Regions from separate parts of the Homo sapiens genome. Here regions 1, 2 and 4 are each linked to region 3. The links are chromatin contacts, found by Hi-C or POLR2A ChIA-PET in ENCODE. All regions are on one chromosome and are shown on one strand. The core of a region is the stretch at or near the end of the contact, and the rest is flanking DNA. Distances in the headings are between cores, read along the strand shown. Region 1 overlaps KLHL29 (kelch like family member 29). Region 2 overlaps LOC107985792 (a long non-coding RNA gene). Region 3 has its middle 33 kb from the start of KLHL29. Region 4 overlaps KLHL29 (kelch like family member 29).

What was found. Hi-C counts contacts between places; a loop is a spot of excess contacts on that map. ChIA-PET counts read pairs that join two places held with the same protein, here RNA polymerase II (POLR2A). Pooled maps may share reads with other maps.
Region 1: a pooled map shows a loop between it and region 3 (7-fold over the local background). The contact joins two enhancer-like sites. A Hi-C loop is called at or near these places in 4 of 168 maps with a recorded cell type or tissue (CD4-positive, alpha-beta T cell, Caco-2, Calu3 and 1 more) and 9 of 50 pooled maps.
Region 2: a loop to region 3 is called in a pooled map, with 2.1 times the contacts of the local background. The contact joins two enhancer-like sites. A Hi-C loop is called at or near these places in 2 of 168 maps with a recorded cell type or tissue (Caco-2 and mammary epithelial cell) and 4 of 50 pooled maps.
Region 4: a pooled map shows a loop between it and region 3 (5-fold over the local background). The contact joins two enhancer-like sites. A Hi-C loop is called at or near these places in 1 of 168 maps with a recorded cell type or tissue (naive thymus-derived CD4-positive, alpha-beta T cell) and 6 of 50 pooled maps. POLR2A ChIA-PET finds 5 or more read pairs at or near these places in 1 of 52 experiments (endothelial cell of umbilical vein).

Annotation. Positions count from the first base shown.
Region 1 is chr2:23,563,056-23,568,178 of GRCh38, reverse strand. All of the region lies in intron 3 of KLHL29 (kelch like family member 29), which reads right to left. Among named protein-coding and RNA genes, the nearest start is that of LINC02923, 180 kb to the right of the region's middle. RefSeq lists a silencer at 3,785-4,146. Within about 2 kb of position 2,188, at least 13 of the 41 ENCODE cell types and tissues checked have a DNase peak (open chromatin) inside an H3K27ac peak, as active enhancers do.
Region 2 is chr2:23,133,070-23,137,846 of GRCh38, reverse strand. All of the region lies in intron 1 of LOC107985792 (a long non-coding RNA gene), which reads left to right. Among named protein-coding and RNA genes, the nearest start is that of KLHL29, 250 kb to the left of the region's middle. Within about 2 kb of position 2,220, at least 5 of the 41 ENCODE cell types and tissues checked have a DNase peak (open chromatin) inside an H3K27ac peak, as active enhancers do.
Region 3 is chr2:23,349,994-23,354,853 of GRCh38, reverse strand. No RefSeq gene overlaps it. Among named protein-coding and RNA genes, the nearest start is that of KLHL29, 33 kb to the left of the region's middle. Within about 2 kb of position 2,918, at least 15 of the 41 ENCODE cell types and tissues checked have a DNase peak (open chromatin) inside an H3K27ac peak, as active enhancers do.
Region 4 is chr2:23,531,766-23,536,882 of GRCh38, reverse strand. The region is part of intron 2 of KLHL29 (kelch like family member 29); the gene reads right to left. Among named protein-coding and RNA genes, the nearest start is that of LINC02923, 150 kb to the right of the region's middle. RefSeq lists enhancers at 91-966, 3,830-3,889. Within about 2 kb of position 3,867, at least 2 of the 41 ENCODE cell types and tissues checked have a DNase peak (open chromatin) inside an H3K27ac peak, as active enhancers do.

The sequences.
Region 1 (5,123 bases), core at 939-3,438, 210 kb before region 3:
CTCTTACAAGTGTGGCAAAATACATCTTCTTCCCTCTTTTTGCCTCCTTAATCAGAAATTTAAGTTCGGGCCACTCAGCCCAAACTGCAGGCTCTGAAATGGGTGCTTTGAAAATCATGACATTTTTCAATTTTGTACACACTTTGTGACTGACAGGTGGGTTGTAAGTCAATGAATACACAATCAAACTGTAATTGCGACTTAAGGTACAGGCAAAACCCATTAGCTCAGTACTAACATGCACAGGTTGTGTTATCTCACAATGTGTTATTGTTCCCTGATAATTTATCACAAGGCAAATCACAGTTCTTGTTCATGGAGAAAGCAACAGTCTTCTGGATAAAATCACTTGCAGTCTGGAAATTCACGGTGAAAGGGGCTTGAATGATTCTCCCAACTGAGCCCACTCGGCAAGGCAGCCTTCGATTTTCAATGTGAATACAAGAGGAATGAGAGTTCTGTGCAAAAGCATCCTCTCTCCATTCATGGGCCCCAGAAGCACACAACAGGAGGGGCTGCCACATTGGCCCTGCGGTCACTCACATGATCCCCACGGAAATCCCAGATCATCTCCCCCAAGGGGAGCATTCCTCCAGAGAAGCTGGAGCGCATGGGGAAGATATCATCTCCAGCGTTGTCTCTATGATGACACATATCCACCCCGATAGCCCTAAATGCTCATAAATGTCAAAACCCGGGTGTTTTGAGTGTTGACGATGAAGCCTGCAGATTTCATAGCCCCTTTTGGTTCTTCTCGGGCCTCCGACACAGGCGAAGTCGCTCTGCTTCCCAGCTAGATTTATTTTCAAGGGCTTAGCTCTGAGGGACGATGGGAATGTTTCAGCATGAGTGCTCCTGACCACTAGGAAAAAAAGCTCCCAGTACATTTCACAGACATCAGCGAGGATTCTGCAGAGTCCATTCTTTCAGGAACAAAATTGCATTTTATGAAGCCGTCCCTTTTCTGTTTCATCTGTCAAGCAGGTTTGCTGAGAATAATTTAAATTTCATGCAGCAGCAACTGTGGGGCACTGGGGCTTCCCTTCAGGCCCACAAACAGGCCTGGCAGTGGAGTCGCAGTTCTGCTTCTCAGGAGCACCCTGCCCCTGCGGTCCTGACCATTTACAGCCCAGACACACAGTGGTGGGCCAGGGATGGGATGCCATCCCAGTTCCTTAGCATGACCTCATGCCACATCAGACAGGGGATGGGGACAGGCCAATGCACCTTTCTTCAGCCTCCAGCACCAACCACCAGGGGGGGACAGGTTTCCCCGCAAATGTATGAATAACTGGGTAGACCCAGTCAATGGTTTATCTTTCTAAAATTAACTTTTATCGAGTGCTTACCAAATGGCAGGTAGTGTTTTAAGCTTTTCTATGCATATTAATTTAACCAGTTCTCACATCATCCCCATGAGGAGGATTCTATGATTATTCCCAATTCTTAGAGACAAAGAAACTGAGGTTCAGAGACATACTCAGCTTCTAAGTGGCGGAGCTAGGATTCAATCCCAGTGCTGTCAGACTCAAAAGCTTGAAGCTCTTAGCAGTGGTGAAATGCTGAGTTGACATAACCTTTGGCTTAAATTTTCTCACCTATACCACAGAGGTAAATGTGCCCACTTTCTGGCCTGAAATCTCTTGCTTGCTATCAGCTGGGTGGATGAGCAGATGGAAAAGTTACCATAACAATGCTGCAATCATGGTTACCATGGTGAATGCTCTACCAGGCAGCCTGGAGTGGGAAGAGGAGCTGGCCCAGGCTGGTTCTGATTCTAACTCACTGGGTGACCTTGGCAGGCCACATTTTCTTTGGGCCTCACTACTGTGACCTGTAGAATGAGGGGCTGGAGGACGTGGTCACTCTGCTCCTGTTAGGCTCTTGGAACTTGTGTCCTGGGGAGGCTGCTGATTGGTCTGAGCCATGAGTGTGTGTTGCGGGGCTGGGGGAGCCCACCAGACCCTCCCTGTACTTCAGCAGCCCAGGAGTCTGCTTGTCCAACTGGCCTTTCCTCAAGACACGTGAGGAATCTTTAGGCCACAGACAAATGAAGAAGTAGAAAAACCAACTCAGGCCTGAAGGCAGCAGTGACAGAAAGAATTGTCATCACCTCACCGGCCAGCTGCTGGGAGCACAGCCAGCCTCCTCACCCAAAGAGCCTGGCAGAAGCCGGCCCCTGCCTGGGAAGGTGACCAGGCCCACAGGGCTGGGTGGGGAGGGTGATGGCATGGGATGCCCCAGCCCCCAGGGCACGTGATGTTCACCCTGCGCACTGCCTAGCCAAGAGGGGACACTAAGGCCTCACAGTACTGACACTAGTCCCCCAGTCACTTTCCTCAGGGACAGTTGCTGAGTTTCCGAGGGTGGCTCTGGTCCACATGTGGCTCTAGACCCTTCACCCAGGAAGCCCGGTGGATACATTCCAGCAGCTGTCCCCACACTCTGGTGAGCTCGGACACAGCTCTGCTCCTGGCTTCTACCCGGCCAACCTCGCCCACCCACCCCACCATCCACTGGAGTGCAGTTTCAGCTGTTTCCACAATGGGCTTTCCCTAGAGGAAAGGGCGCCACAGCTGAAAAAAGCTTTAAACTCCCTTCCCTTGGTCACCTGGCTGTTACCAGTCTCGGTCTGGAGCCCGCTAGACGGCCTCTTCCCCCCAGCTCCCTCTTGCCTACGGAGCATCTGGAGTCCCAGCCAAGGGGTAGGTTTGAGATGCTCTTTCCTTTCCTTGCTTTCTTGGGGCCTGGCTGCTGTGTCTTATCTGAAGACCTGCCTTTTCCTCTTGGTGAGGTTAGAAAGGAACACCTTTCAGGCTGGGCACGGCGATTCACGTCTGTAATCCCAGCACTTTGGGATGCCAAGGTGGGTGGATCACTTGAGGTCAGGAGTTCAAGACCAGCCTGGCCAACATGGTGAAACCCCATCTCTACTGAAGAAGAAAAAAAAAGGACATGAACACCTTTCCCTAAGAGGGTAGAGCCTTGTCCCATAGGCCTCACCTGGATGACAGTGACAGCGGTGATAGGAGGAGGTCAGCACCAATATGAGACTCGAAATACCACATGCCAGGTTCTGTCTTGTTCTGAGCACTTCACACAGGTTTTAACCCACACAGTCCTCACAACAACTCTGCTCGCAAGTACAACGACCTCTTCCCATTTTACAGAAGTGACGCCCAGAGAGGTTAGGTAACCTGTCCAGGGTCACTCAGATAGCAAGCGGTAGAAGGGAATTCAAATCCAGGCAGTCTGTCTCCAAAGTCTGGCTGTAGCCACTGCACTAGGCCTCCCCTGCCAATAACTTCAGGGGGAGAGACATTCTTGGGTCATCTGGTCACACTGTCCAGGCCACAGATTTGTTATACACAAGGAGCCGTGAGCTCCCCGAGGGCAAGAGCCAGCCAGCTCTTGCCTGCTCAGTAAAGACCCACATTGTTGACCGGGGAAACCGCAAATACCTGGGCCCGGGCCTGCCCATCAGTTGATGTGGTCTTGGCACGGGGTCAGACACATAGGCTAGGGGACAGGCCTCTGGGTGGGCAGGAGCCAGGCTAGAACGGCGGGAAGGCACTGTGGCCCAAATCTGCCAGGGGTGCTCGGGAAGCCAGCACTGCTGTCCTCCCTTCCCCCCACCCAGTGCTCCTGGGCACCAAGGGACCAGGGCTTAATCCGGGGAATCAAACAAGCCCCTGCAGGAAACAGGCCGGGCTGGAGGCAGAATTCAGTTCCTCTGTTGTGACATGCCAAGGAGCGGGCTGTCCTCACAGGAATGAACTTTCGCCCCCTCTCCCCCTCCTGGCCACCCTGCCCAGTCCTTGCCCCAGCTGTTGTTTTCTGTCTGAGACTGGGTTCCCTTCCTCTCATGTGGCTGTGGTTTGGGATCAGGCCAGTCAAGGATGGTGAATATCAAGCCACTCTGGAGCAAAGCGGGAGCTCTGCAGGCAGCACAGCCCTGTGGGGGAGCCCCAGCACCGAGCCCCTCCACTTCATCCCCCAGAGCAGCCCAACACCATCCCTACAAAGGCATGTATCCTTAAAAGGACAGACACTTTCAAGACGGCCTCCGGGCCCAGCCTCTCTCTCCCACCTGGAGCCCCGAGCAGTCGGTTCCAGCGGCTGCCATTCTCCATATGGCCAACAGCTGGCCCTGCAGAGCGCCTGCCAGATGTGGCCAGCAGGTCCAGCGGCTGGCCCTACTGGGCAGAGGTCACTGAGTCAGACCAGCGCTCGGGCTGGCGCCCAGGGGAGGAATGTGTTTGGCTGGCCTGGGGGCAGCGTGCCCAAATAATCCTCCATCTCCTCTCCCCTGTCCAACATTCTTTCCCTCCCCGCCTCAGTGGGGTGGTGTTTTCATAACAGGAAAATAAAATCAATAAGGCACTGCAGCAAGATGTCAGTGCGCTCCGAGCCAGCCTCCAATAGCTCCATTGTCTCAGCCTCTGCCAGGCTCTGTGGCCGGCAACACTCACAGTTATTAATGGGAAGCAGGGCTGAAAGGGAGTTTTGAAAACCAGGAGACAAAGGCGCAGCACACCTGGAGCGCGGCTTTCCAGCACCACAGCCACCTCACAATGGCCGGGCTGGGGCTCCCCGCCTTTAACTTCTCTGGCAACTTTTCTGAAAGCAGGAAAAGAAAAGCCTAGACACACACACATGTGCACACACATACACTCATGCACACACACACGCATGCAGGCACATACACGCATGTACACGGACACTGCCCCAAGGGGGCTCCTGGGAGGCAGCTCCGAATGGCCAGCAGAGGCAAAGGCAGCCTGCACAGCCCCTGCTCGGTGAGGAAGCAGGATGGGGACCGATGGCCTTCCTACCACAGCCATGGCCAGGGGCCCGGCCCTCCAGGACTCAGGCTGCCTGAGGGGCTCCGAGCAGCCAGCACGATGGAGGACGAGCTCAGCCCAAGGCCAAGCAAGAGCCTTGGCAACACTGTTTTCCACATTCCATTCAGCAACACAGGTTGGCCTCTGTTGCCATTCCCAAGGCTGGAGCCACCTCTTCTGAAAGAAACGGGAATGACCTGGCGCTGACATCCCTGAAGCCAGCTGTGGGGACAAGTCCTGGGTCCTCTGCAGAAAGGTCCCACAGCCTTGGACCAGCCC
Region 2 (4,777 bases), core at 971-3,470, 220 kb after region 3:
TAAATAACTAATGCATTTGGGGGTTAATACCTAGGTGATGGGTTGATAGGAGCAGCAAACCACCAGAGCATACATTTACCTTTGTAACAAACCTGCACGTCCTGCACATGTATCCAGAACTTAAAATGAAATAACATTTTAAAAAATATGAAACAAAAACCATCTACAATTGAGTGAGGGAGACCCAGGTAAACTTGGACTCAGTTTTGTGTGTGAGCCTTGCCTCTTTAAGTGGACTATGAGTCTTTGTGGGCAGAGCCTCCAGATTCTCCCATTTTCTTCCCTACAGTAGGAGCGTTTGAATGCATGATGGGGACTTAGTAAAGACACATTGTCCTGGATTGATTTGGGAATATGTCATCAAGCAAACTCTTTTTTGGCTTTCGTGTTTCCTAGGTGAGTCAAGTGATTGGACAGAGGGTATGAGGCTCTTCCTGGATTCCTAAAGCCTAGGCCTTTGAGAGGGCTCATGAATTTCCTTGGAGTCCCTGCATCTGTGATGTGAGGAATGTCTCCCTGGGAGATACTAGCTGCCCACAGTTTCCTAAGCAGGAAGTAACATATCACAATAGATAAAATGCAGGATTTATAAGCAAAACCATGTGAGTATCCTATCTACATCATTGACTTTCTCCATGGTCTTGAATCTGTCTTTATTCTATGCCTTCACTGTTGTCATCTGCCAAATGGGAATACCAATTCTTTATCAGTTCTTAAGGATATGCAGAAGGAAGTATTAGTTATTATTAATGTATTTTAAACTACTTGATGACACTAGCTGCATGCATATAGATCCTTCTTGTTTTAAACAAGAGATGCTAAACAAAACCAAGAAATATTAAATTATACATTTACAGAAGAGATAAATTATAGAGGTAGTTATTATTTAAATTGCAGAAATATTTCTCATTTTCAGCCCAGGGTTCCTTTACAAAGCAATCTGTCTTGTGCTTTTAAAAAAAGTAATTCAATTTACAAAAATTTGATTTGCATACAACTTTTTAGAAACATTTATCATGTAAAGTGAGACATCATCCGACTAAATTAGAGAATTTACCAATATGTCTTGGCTTAGGATAAATATCACTTCCTCCAAGGATGGGAATATTGGCAAATTGAATCTCGCTTCTCCCCTTCTCAAACTGAGACTGTCTAAGCCCAGGTTTGAAGCATCTGGTCTGAGAATTAGTAGCCATGATGGAAATACTTGGATTCATGATCTAGATCTGCCAATAAATCACTCATGACCTCAGCGAAGTCAGCTTCCCAAGGCCTCAGTTTTCTCATCTGGACAATGAGATTATTGGAGTTTATGTTCCTTCCAGCTTTAAGGTTGTTCAATAGTACTCATTGCTAAAAGAAGTGATCTGAAATTACAAAGGGCAAGACCTGGCATCCTGTCAATGTGTAATAAATCGATACATCATTCGCTGAATAAAATTATGATGTTCATTTATTTCCAACCAATTCTCCAAGTTGGAGATGCTCCAAGTTTATGATAAAGAAAACAACATGAGTTCAGAAAACCCTTTTTCTTATTCTTCGCTGACTTGATCTCTCTTGACGATTTCTTGCATCCTTAAGTGTGGTGAAAAGAAGATTGGTTCTGAGCAAATATTGGGGTCCCTCTGTCGTAAAGGAAAGAGTCCTGCAAACTGAAATGCTGAGTTAATCCTAGATCACTACTGTGCCTTTTACATTTCAACTGATTCAATTGCAGGTGATAGCTGCAAGTAGCTAAGAGATACAGAGACATGGTGGCAGCTCATTCTCCTCTCCTCTTCCCCAGTTTCCCCACCCAGGCCAGCGCCTGCCTTTGCATTTGCTGCTGCTGGCCAGTGTGCCAGCCTCCTGTCAGCCTCAGTCGTCTGTGCCTCCCTTCCAAGCCATGAATCATCAGAGGTGCTGTCGCTTCTCCAGCTTTGCATTCCTGGCAGAGGTGTTGTTTCTTCCTAAAAGTGGAGGGGAGGGAGTTGCTAAGGAACACCATTAACATGCTGACAGCACAACAATCTCAGAGAGTTTTGGCCTCAGCCGTTTGACTCTAATCAGGAAATCATTTTTAGAAAGATTTGTCAGTGTAAGAAAACAAGCTCCTGAACTAAATTAGGATCTGGATTATTTTTCCCTCCTCTCTCGATCTGCAGTGCAAGGCAGAGTGGTGAGCCATCACGGTTTTGTGTGTGGTGAATTTGTTTCCACTGCACATTTTAATTCGGAGCTCCTGAAGGTGTCTGTGTTTGTAAGGACTGTGTTTTTGGAGCTGCTCCCTCGGAGGTTTGGTGCTTGTTTCTCCTTCCCTCAAACTGGTTGGCTTTTTTGGCAAGACCGCCTAGGCTTCAGGATTCTTTAGTCTAATTTTCTTCTCCTTTTTCTTTTTTTTTCACCCCAGTAATGAATTCACGGCATGTCTCTGGGAAATTAAGGTAATCCATTATACTGTTGTCTCCCTATCTTTGAAGCAGGGATAATAGTATTTAACCCACCTTTGCAGTATACTGAGTGGCCTGTCAGGGTTTCTTCTTTAGAAGGACAGCTTGAAAACATTTTAATAAATGCTCCTTAACTGCATGCTTTAAAAATACATGGGATCAGGTGGCAAACAGCTCAGTAATAACTAGTTCAGGGAACCAGACTAGCCATGTATCACTCTCTGCTACTTCCATTTTCTCCTCTTCCTCTCCCTTTGGGGAGAGGACATTTCTCCTCCCCATTTCTTCGGGGACATGCTGTCTCCATTTGGGGTTTCAGTCTTTGGGGATAAGCTAGAATTTTGTTAGTTACAGACCAGTCCCTGCTGCCCCTGCAAATCCAAACATATTTAAGCTGCAGGAGCAAGTGAGTTTCATGTCCTGTAATGCCTCCAACAGACAGCACTTAAGGATGGAGACCTAAATGCCAAGCTCAGTGGTGTTGCACAGATGAAGTGTGGGACTGGACTCGTGTTCTCCATGATATGCCTGAGGTTTTGTTTCCAATACAACTAGGGACCTAATCATACTTAGGGATGTCCACTTGTGCATGTCAGTGCTTTACTCACAATCACTCTTCATTTCATGAACCTCAGGCCTGAGACTGGAGTGTCATTCCTGAAGAACAGGGTAGAGCATGCTTTCTAACTTTATCTTCGTATCTCCTTTTCTATGAAGATAAAGGGGTGGGAGTGCACAGACTTTCCATGGCCTGAGGAAAATGCTACCCAGAGTGCAGTGTGAACCCATCCTAGGGATGAGCAAATTCAAGGCTAAGCCCTTGTGTGATCTGCAGGACTGGCTGCTGAAAGGGATCCAGTTGTGAATGAAGGCTTTAGATGTGACTCTTATCTGCACTCAGAGACCCCAGTATTCAGCCATTAGAGATTCATTCCTTCAGGTGTGGGGATCTTTGGGAATTTTCACTTCGGCTCTGAGAAAAAGATTCTCCTGGGGTTTGTGTGGATCCTTCGGGCTCCTCTCATTGGACAGTCGTATGTTGAAAAATGCCCCTCCAACCCTCTTCAGACAGAGACTTCTGAATATAGACTTTATCTATAAGAGGACCTATGACCCAAATAAAAATCCAAGTAAACCTGAATTTTCTCATTTCTCCAACTTATACGAGTTGAGTTGATGATTTAGACAAATTGAGAAAAGTTGAGTTTAGATGAGTTCCCGATGAAAAAAATAGGTGATGCAGGAATTGCTCCTGCCCAACCTCAGAACGACCACATGTGCAGGATCCAGGGACAGGTCAAGGCTGACGTTCCCAGGAAGAACAATGATTGACGTGTTTCACTCTGAACTCCTGGGATACGTACTCCAGAGAACCTACCAGTAACTGAGCTCTTGAACAAAACTATGGAGCTGTTGAATAAGGGCTTCTCTCGTTGCTACGTAAGGTTAGGGGACTAGATCTAGAGATTAGTTAGCTCAGTGGATTTGTGTGTATGCACACATGTATGTATTTAAGCAACAGAAACCTTTCCCTGCCCATTTATCTTATGTGGAATGCCTACATATTAAACAGATAAAAGTAGGGCCATCTCACTGAAGTGGAGCAGGGGGTAGAGAACTAAAGTCTCACCATGTGGCCCTCCCTTGCCTGTCCATCCCCACATGATCTTCTCCCTGCAGCTGCTCCCAGGGCATTTCTGTGGAATCCTAGGGCTAAACACACTTGCCACGCTTTACCCTTGCACTTCACAGATGAAGTCACTGAGGCTCCGAGAACTACTTTAGCTTGCATTGCACGGTACACATAGGAAATGATCAACAAATAAATCAAACACATCCATTTTTTTAACTGTGAGGTGAAGAGTTACACTAAAAGAGCCAGAAATGTGCTGTGAACCTAGGTTTTTGCCTTCAGTGGAAAGGAAAGGGATTTTTGGTCTCCTCTCAATTTTCCCTGCTTCCAGGAGCCCACTCACTTCCTTCTGGGCTGTCACTGCTGTTTACACAGTGTAGCTGGGACTGAGATGAACCCACAGGAAGGGACTTTCCTTTGGTGCTAATGCAGGAAGGAACATGGCATCGATCTATCTGCAATTATAAGCTCAATGTGTTTCCCTTGAATTTTTAGACAAACCAAAGGTACTTTGCAAGCGCAGTAGAGCTTCCAATTAGGCATTTAAGTTCCCCATTTCTATTTCCCTAATGACTTGACTTGCTCTTTTGTTTTATGAAATGAAAATAGCTTTATTTGGGCATGAGAATGCAGCTGATTGCATGCTTAATGTGCTTTTGCAACAAGTTTCTGTTTCTAGTATAATGCAATGGACAGAATAATACATTTCCAT
Region 3 (4,860 bases), core at 1,669-4,168:
ATCGCTTCATAAGCTTCAAAGATCTTCCCAGGTGATCTCCTCCATAACCAAGCCTGCAAATGTCACTCTGATTCTGACAGTCCCTAATTTGCATCTCCAGGAAGGCCTCCTCTCAGCGCTTTAGCCTCTTATATCCAGTGGCCTGCTCGGCAGCTGCATGCGGGTGTTGCACACACGACTTAAGCCAGGTGTGTCTCTAATAGAACTCTGGATCTTTCTCCAAACCCATTCCATTCTTTCCACCTCAGTAGTTGGTGCAGTCTTTTATCTAGTTCCATAAACTAAAATCTGGAAGCTGTCTGTGATGCCTCCCTCTTCTTTAGGTTTTTTTCCTGCCCCATAAGCAATTTCCCAGGTAGTCTGGTTCTTTTTACTTCCACCATATATGTTGAGTCTCCTCACTTCTCTCCAACTTGACCGCCATCCCATAGAGGCATCCCTTCTGGACACACGAAATCCTCCCAGCAGGGTTTCCTGTGTCTTCTTTTGCTTTTCAATTCAGTCTCCACACAACAGTCATTTCAAAACTTAAATCGATTCTCATTACTCTCCTTTCCAAAACTTCTCATTGAATTCCTATTGTACTTGAGTAAAATTCCAGCTCCCTGTCTTGATCCATGAGGCATCCGTGGATCTCTGCGACCCTGTCTTGTGCCTCCTGCCCTTTCCCCACAGTCGAGCCTCGATGCTTTTCCCTGTTCCTGGACCACACTAGGCTCCCTTTCACCCTGGAGCTCTTGCTCATGTGATTCCCTGTGCCATAAATATCATCCTCCCTCTGACTACATGGCTGGCTCCTTCTTAGGGTCTCAACTTCCAAGCTACCTCCTTCCTGGGGCTTCCCTGACCACTCATGTGAGCATGTTCTCTGCCTTCTTTGAGGTTCCTCATCGCAGCTCCCTCTTCCTTTTCCTTGCAGCACTTCACATTTTGGAAATACCAAGTTGTCCGCTTGGTTAGGGCCATGCTCCCTCCTTGGATCCTGTGTTCCAAAGGGCAAGTCTGTATTTGTCTTATCCACCATGATACCCCAAGCGATCGAGACTATCCTGGCCAACATGGTGAAACTCCATCTCTACTAAAAATACAAAAATTAGCTGAGTGTGGTGGCGTGTGCCTATAGTCCCAGCTACTTGGTTGGGAGGCTAAGGCAGGAGAATCGCTTGAACCCGGGAGGCAGAGGTTGCAGTGAGCCAAGGAAGCTCAATATTAAATATTAATGTCCATATGAATAGTGTAAGATTTTATTATGTCTTTACCATTTTTATGATAGACTACCCCAGATCCTCTTTGGAAGCAGGGAAAGCTTCAAACAATTTTTTTAATATCATAAAAATAAAATTATTCATAATTCCAAAAAGTGGAAACAACCCAAATGTCTATCAACTAATGAGGGGAAAAATAACATGTACAGGTTGCAGTGAGCCGAGATTGCACCACTGCACTCTACCCTGGAGACAGAGTGAGACTCCATCTCAAAACAAAACAAAAAACAAAAAAACCCATGTATTTATCACATAATATTTGGCAATAAAAATAAATAGAGTACTGATACATGGACACCATGGAAGAACCTTGAAAACATTCTGCTAAGTGAAAGAAGCCAGTCACAAAACAACATAGATTGTAAGATTCCACTTTATGAAATGTCCAGAATAGGCCAATCCAGAGACAGAGAGTAGATAAGTGGTTGCCTAGGGCTGAGGGGTTTGGAGGGAATGGGAAGCGACTGCTAGTGGATGTTTGGAGGTAATGAAAATGTTCTGAAATGGTGTTGATGGATGTGCAACTTTTTGAATACACTCAAAACCACCGACTTGTATTTTATTCTATTTTATTTTCTGAGACAGAGTTTTGCTTTTGTTGCCCAGTCTGGAGCGCAATGGTGCAATCTCGGTTCACCAAAACCTCCGACTCCATGGTTCAAGCGATTCTCCTGCCTCAGCCTCCCAAGTAGCTGAGATTACAGGCATGTGCCACCACGCCAGGCTAATTTTGTATTTTTAGTAGAGACGGGGTTTCTCCATGCTGGTCAGGCTGCTCTCGAACTCCCGACCTCGGGTGATCTGCCCGCCTCGGCCTCCCAAAGTGCTGGGATTACAAGCGTGAGCCACCATGCCCAGTCGACTTGTATTTTAAATGGGTAAATTCTAATGATATGTGAATTATATTTCAGTGAAACTGTTACAATTAAAATTAATTAATTAATGGAGTTAAGAGCACCCTTGCTCTCTGAAGACAGATAGACTGGCTAAACAGACCAAGGAGATTGGCTTTGTGTCAAATGCCCACTTTGATTAGGGTCCATCCTCCCTCTCTTTCCCCTTCCCTCTCTTCCTCCCTCCCTTAAATGTTTCTCAGCATTCTTCAGGACTCTGGACCAGAGACGGATTAGACTTAGCCTTTATCCTCAAGCAACTAAGTTTAGTTGGGGCAGGACAGGGTGGAACAAAGGGAGGAGCACGGTGAAGACCTCATGGAGCTCCCTGGGTGCAGGCAGAGCCTCCCGGGGATTCTGGTGAAGAACTCTCTGTGTGGAGAAACATCTTTTGTAACAGCAAATACTGTTTTATTTCTTCATTCTTATATGAATTCAATAGACAATTACTGTGCGGGTTGCTGGGGTACAGAGATGCGTAAGAACATGTGTCCCCAAAGAATGGGGTGGAGGGCACAGGAGCCAACCATGGAATCCTAGCAGGGGTGTCAGAGGCTGAAGAAGGTCCAGAGGGGACCGCGCAGGGCAACCGGCCAGGCTTCCTGGGAAGTCAGTGCTGGAAACAGGAGACTGTGCTCGGCTTGGTGAAGCAGCTCCGAGCCTGTGATTTGTCTGTAGACAGCTCGGTTCGGGTGAGCCCCAGGGCTTTCCTGACTGTTACCGGCCTAATCAAGGCAGAAGGCAGCGTGGTGACCTCCCTCCCAGGCGCCAGGATGCAGCTGTGAAGGCCTGGCTGGGAATTGCTTTGAGGCCGGAGGGGGGTCTCCTCCCCCGACACCCGACAGCCCCTCTTCCATGGCCACAGGGGAGTTGCTGAGCAGATCTCCCCTCCCCGGGAGAGGAGGGCAGGCTGCGTGGCCCTGGCAGGAGAGCATGCGGCAGGCGAGCCTCCGGCCGCAGAGATGCCGGGCTCTGTGCGAGACGTTTGCCGCTAGAGGGAGTGCCACGTCGTTCTCCGTCCCCACCACGGACTCCCAGGGCCGCAAACGAGTTTGGGCGGAAGCCAGGGCTTTGGGGCTTCCTGGGAAACTCACTGTCTTTGCCTTTGTCCTCTCCATTTTGAGATTTCTCAGAAGAAGCTGGACCTAAGAATGCTTCGCATAGTTTGGCAGAATTTGCGGAGCCTGTTCCAGCCGCGTGGGTCTGGAATCCGGGATGCGGTCTCTGGCCTGTGCAACCCCTGTTTAACCCGGGGCTGGCCTCTGGAGGGCAGGGAGGCTGGGAGCAGAGAGAAGCACTCAAGGACCTGAGAAATGTAGAAGGTCTTGGATTTGTTTCCCTGTGTGCAGTCCCCTCTGGCCCTCAGAGCTGCAAAGGACAGACCCCTGGGTTCTGGGCAGGGGCTCAGCTCTGGGATTCGTTCAGTGCTTAAAAGGAGGGAAGGGAACTCAGGAATAAGAACGATCAGGCTGGCAGGACATGCAGCTGTTGTCAGAGACCTGGAAACACATGGGCCAGTGGAGCTGATGGGCCCCGTGGGGTGGGTGGGTGGCAGCATCCAACTGGTCAAGAATGGCTCTGCTGTGGCTTCCTCAGCATGGCCCTGTAAAGAGAGCAGAAGATGACTGTGGATGGCCCCAATTTCTGACATGAGAGGCCCTCACTGGCTCAGGTCGGGCTGGCCTCCTGAGGTGACTGGAGGATGGCTGCCACCTTTGGTGTCGGGACTAAGACTGGAAAAGTGGCGGGTCCAGAGAAAAAGCCCAGGCCCACAGCTTCCGCTGACGTGGCAACTATGCTTTTGGACTGCATCCTGGACCTCTTTTGACCAGGCCCTGTGAAGGGTTGCAGGAGGTTCAAGGCCCCTTTATCTCTCTAGCATTGACTCTTGGGTCTGGGCAACAGACCACCCTTTGCAACCTCTGGGCCCAGGCAGCAGGTGTGCAGGTGAGTGCAGCAGGGGCTTGGCAGCCGGTCACAGCTCCCCACCGAAGCTGCGGGAAGCCGGCGGTGCACCATCTGCAGTGGAGCAGGTCAGAGTGGGCCTGCTGAGGCTCCTGTCACTGCTGCGGTTAATGCTGCCGATTACCATGGTTACCCGGAGGCTGGAAGCTCTGACAGTCAAAGGCAGAGCAGGAGAAGGATGTCCTCTCCCTGCTCTGAGCCACATGGCTGCCTCTCAGTCTCCCTGGGTGGGCAGGATTCTTCTGGAAAATAAAAGTGCCTGGACCAGAGACGTTGTCCTGCCGGGGTTCAGCTGATCCAAGCATCATCCATCCCCAAGTGCCGGGGGCCTTCAGGGAACCCTGTTCTGAGCACATTCAGTGGGGAGGCGGGAGGCAGAAGGGGATTCTGGGCCTTGTGTTTGCTTTGCTCAGTCTTGGAAGGATAGAGAAAGGGAAGAGAAGATGCTAGTCTGGGCCTTAGGGAACTCTGAGTCAGAGGAAGGAAGCAGTTCGCGAGCTGGGTGGTGGATTCAGTATCGACTCCTGAGGATCTAGGAATGGCTTTCTGGTCCTGTGCCTACAGTGGCAGCTTGGGGCTGTGACTGTACCCTCTCCAAATAGGGCACTGGCCAGGGAGTCAGGACACCTGCTTTGCCAGTCATTGTGGGCTCCAGCTCCCGCTGGGTCCTGGTTTCTCCATCTGCAAAATGGGGTTAATGATTACTAATCCCCCACCTATTTCAAGTCTGTGGGGAG
Region 4 (5,117 bases), core at 2,618-5,117, 180 kb before region 3:
CTTTCGCTATTTCGTTAGTAGGAAGGGAACCAGAAGTTTGTCTCAGAATGTCACTCTCTTTCCTTTACTATAGGCATGGTACCTACTTATCTACATCAACCAGAACATAAACAGTACAGAGCTTCTTTTCACAGCACAGGCTCGGGCCCTTCCAATAGATTCTTTCTTTGTCCTCCTAACGGCCTGACTGCAGCAAACCTTCACGGAGAGAGATCAGGACTCAAGAATCCAGCAGTATTTTATAAACGAAAAGGTTGGCAGCCCCCTTCACAGGCTGCTGTGCCGAGCTCTCTCTCCTCTGAGCATGGGAAGGGTTGCCTGTGAGTTTGATGGGCCAGGCCTTCTGCCATTCAAAGAACAAATCAAAAATGGTCCCTGAGGCAAAACGGGGAGAGTCAGCCTCCTTTAAACTCTCCACGGCAGGCCTGCTCAGGCCGGCACCAGCCCCCTGCTGCGACAAGTACCCGGGTATCATTCTGAATTACAGGCCAGGAGCCAACCCGCTCTGACAGCCAAGCTGCCGTCCACACAGCGTACTCTAATTTCCGCAGCTTGGAGCCCCTTGGGTCTTGAGGATGGGGTCACCCCAATCATGATGCTGGGAGTTGCTGGGGCGATAAAGTAAAATTCACCCCTCCATCATCAGCTTCAGGATACACGTTGCCCGAGAGAGTCAGATGGGAAAATCAAGTTAAACCAGTGGCGCGATATGTGGTCACCCACCTTTGTCTTGACAAAAGGACCTGGCATTTAGGAAGGATACCTGTCGCTCTGAAAGGGCCTGGCAGTCAGAGAGGGCTTCTGTTTCCCACATTTTGATTCTCAGACCAGAAACCACATCCTCTGCTAAGCAGTCCCCTGAATGATAACATTTAAAATGTTGAAATTTAAGGGGGCCAGGAGGCTGCCTTAGGCCTGGGATTCTTTCGTTGCTCTTCTTTATTCTTTTTATTGTAATCAAATATACAAAACCTAAAACCGACCATTTTAGCCATTTTATGTGTACACTTCAATGGCATTAAGTACATTCTCAATGTTGTGTAACTATCACCACGATCCACCTCCAAAATGTTTCATCTTTCCAAACTGAAACTCTGCCCACTAAAAACAATAACTCCCCTTTCCCGCCTCCCCGAAACCCTGGCACCCACCGTTCTACTTTCCGTCTCTATGAATTTGCTCTAGGTACCTCGTATAAGTGGACTCATACCATATTTATCCTTTCCTTTGTCTGGCTCATCTCATTTAGCATAATGTCTTCAAGGTTCATCTATGTTGTAGTAGGTATCCATGACTATAGCATTCCCTTTCTTTTTAAGGCTAGATAATATTCAATTGTATGTATACAACACATTTTGTGTATCCATTCATTAATTAATGGACACCTGAGTTGCTTCTACCTTTTGGCTATTGTGAATAATGCTGCTATTAACATGGGTATACAAATATCTGTTAGATTTTACATTAATTTTAATCTTCTCTTCTCCTGTGAGAGGCAGGCCTCAGCCTGTGGCCGTGTGAGGCTTGGCTCTGATTCTTTGGAGGCAGGCCAGGGTGAGGTCTCCTGGGAGAGGGTGGCGAGGCACCTGTGTGTGGAGTCCTAGCTCAGGACTTAAAGGGTTAAGTTCCACAAATGCAGAGACTGTTCTGTCTCTTTTCCTCCCAGAGCAATCCTGTGCCATGCTGGCATGAGCTGCATTTCCCAAGGCCACAGGAAGACCACAACAGGCCCCTGTATCCAGCCTGTCTGGTCAGGCCACATTTTAAAAAAATTAACTAATTTTATGGAGATATAATGTCCATAAAGTAACTGTCCAAATCTTAAGTGCACAGTCTGATGAGTTTTGACAAATGCATGCACCTGCCTAACCACCACCCCAATCATGATACAGACCATTTCCATCAGCCCAGAAAGTTCCTTTGTGCCAGACGCATTTTAGCAGCTGCTTTTAGGGCCAGTCGATACTGCTGCAGCATCAACAGGATTAGGGGATCCAAAAAGCCTGCAGGGGGTTCTAGGCTGTGAAATCCAAGATGCCCTCAGCTCTAAGTGACCAGAAAAGGCACTGTTTTTTCTTTCTAATTCTGCAGTTGACTAGTCACCCACAGTAGTCTGTCAAGGGAAGTTTTGAAGCACTGGAGCCTCAAAGAGACTGTGGGACCTCAGCTTCACTCAACAACTCAAAACACATCCACTCTATGAGCCTCTGTGCCATACACAGAGCTGGGCCCTGCTGTGGCAGGAAAGGGGCAGCTCAGTGTAGCTGGAGAGACACTGAGCAGAAGAGAAGGAAGACGGGAACTTGGGCTGGAACAGAAGTTAGCATCTGTGATGCTGCAAAGAAATAAGTCATTCTGGCTAAGGCCAAACAGGAAGGCTTCTCGGAGGTGGGGGCATTCATAGTAGCCTCTGAAAGGACGCAAAGGATTTCAATAGAAAACAATAAAGAGAGGAAAATTCCACGCTGGGAAGACATAATGTGTCAACAAAGGCATTGAGACATAATAACCATCACTTATTAAATGCCTGTTAAGGAACAGGCATTGGGCTAGGTGTTGCACAAATGTGATTTTATCTAATAAAAATAACAATGATGAGAAGGACCCTACAAGGTAAGTCATACTAACTGCAATGTGGCCAAGTGACTTCCCAGGTTCACAAAGCATTGTACCTGGATTCAACACCAGGTCTCATGATCTGAAGCCCCGGTTGTCCTGTTTCCTGTGCTGTGGGAAGAAACACGATAAAATGGGTGCTGCTCAGCGGGATGTCAGACAGGAATCCCTGGTTGCTTGGAAAGGCATCCCCGAAACCGGGGACTTTCAACTATTGGCGGGTCCTTACTTGGTTCAAATATCAATTAAAATATCAGGAGGACTATTACATACCCCAAAAAGAGCTGTGGAAACACCTCATAGCGCACACGTTTCTTTAAAAAAAAAAAAACAACAGACACCATAGGAAAGTCTCATGTATTTAAAATAAAGGGAGTTAATTAGTAAATTTGTTTTTTCTGAAAGCAGTCTTATTGATACAAAATAGCCCAAACCGGGTTCACAAAGGTTGAAAACAGAGTTAGCTTATAATTAGCATTTCAACTGTCCACAAGCGGATCTTCTAGATTGTCAGCACAAGGAAATTCTGTTCTCTTCATTGGCGTAAATGCCCCAATTCTTATTTACACTGTTAGTCCCGGGAGAGTGGGGGGTCCTCACACTGTTACAAATGCCATCACCCAGCCCAAACGCCGCACCCCATCTGCAGCTGCCAGGGAAGGAGCTTTCAGGGAGCTCCCAGGTCTCCCAGCTTTGATCTGCGAGCCAGCGCCAAGGCTCCCCAGAGGCTGCACAGAGCTGCATCTACGACCCAGGGCTCCTTGTTTTGCATCAGCTGCTTCACTCCCGGCAGAGGCTCACGTTTTCTCTGACGCCAAATGCCATGAATCCTGCTGGGCCAGGAGCTACAAGTCTCCACAGGACCCCTCCCTGCTTAGACCATCCCAGCTTTCTTTCCAAAGGGGGTAGAATGCCAGCCCCAGAGGGTGGGGGAACTCTCAGAAAAATACTTCCCTGGATGCAAGAGTCCGCATCAAACCCATGCCCTAGGACTAGCCCACAAGCAGCCACATCAGAAGGCACTGCTTACTTGTGCACACACAGATCTGCACACACTCACACATACGCATGGTTTCTCTGCTGCCTTTGACCCCCAGGCCTGCCGTATGTGTACACCTTTTCCTCCCCCAATATCTCCAAACCACTTTACGTGCTCAGGAAAAACTGAGAGACGCTCTCACACAGGGAAGCCACTGGTTGGCAGAAAATCCCTTGAACTCGTCAAAGACCAGGCCAGGCAGCACCTTCTGCTCCTCAGCTTGGGGGCCTGTGAGTTGCAGAGACGTAGAGGGAACCCTCCCCTCGGCCCCCAGGCTTTCTCACCGCCAGCTGAGCTCCTCCTCTCGGCCCACGTGCACACACAGCTGTGGGGCTGTCTCCCTTCTCAACAAAAGTTCGTCTCTCTCCAGTTGGTAGCCTGGAGCCGGGCCAATCCTCCCCTTACCCTGAACGCGCCTCGATTTGCAGAGGCCTGTGGCGAACAGTCTCCCTGCCCTGATCCTTCTCCCCGTGCAGAGGGTGTAGTGGGTGAGGCTGGGAACACACCTCCTCCCACCTGACACCCACCCCCATGCTGACCCCAAACCACAGGCCTCTAGTGAGCTCCCCACCGCCCAGGCCTCAGTCCCAAGTTAAGATAATCTTACAATCTTGTCACTCCAGTGGTGCATTCTTGAAGGAAGTGTTTTAGCTTCAAAGGAAAGTGAAAGTGAGATTTTAACATAGGAGCAAGAAAAAGTCTAACCTTGGCGATGCACATCCCACAAAGCTCCACTAGCAGGGGCCTGGGTGCCGCCCTGGGTGCTGCCCTGGGTGCAGAGGGTGCGTGGGCTCCCCATTCCCTTCACCAGCTCCCACCGTCTCCATTCTGCTTCAAGCCAAGCACACTGCAAACCAGAGTACTTTTTCTCCTTGCCAGTGAGCCGGTGTTGTCTATGTACTGCAGGAGGAGGCCATTACAGGGAGTTAATAGAGTTTTAAATTTGTTTTTAAATTTTACAATGCACTTCATCAAATTCAGTGTCTGAGCACAGCATCATGTTCAGACCAGGCAGCACATGTCAAATGGCCTCAGCCTTCCCCTCCACCCCTCTCCCACCAGGAAAGGTTAACTCTTTGGAGTAACTCCCAGGCATGGCCCCAGTGGAGCGGGTTCTGGTCTGTGGGGGGTCGTTGTGGAATAGGCCCAGTGGAAAGGCTGCTGACTTATTTGAGATGCTCTGGGCAGCTTCCATGGTCAAGGGCCGTCGAGGCTTCCACTGGGCCTTGGTCGTCCCGTTGAGGTCCCTTACTGAGGTGGCACTTGGGAGTCGTGGCGACTTGGTTCTTTCAGGTTCACATCTCTATGGTCCCAGGTGTCAAAGAGGGTGAGAAAGTATCCAGGGCACAGACGTGGAAAGCAAATAGTATAGTGCAGTCTGCTGATGAGGAACAGATGGGAGCACATTTCTGCTATTTTTCACCCAGAAGGATTTCCTTTAAGGACATGTTCAGCTGAACCT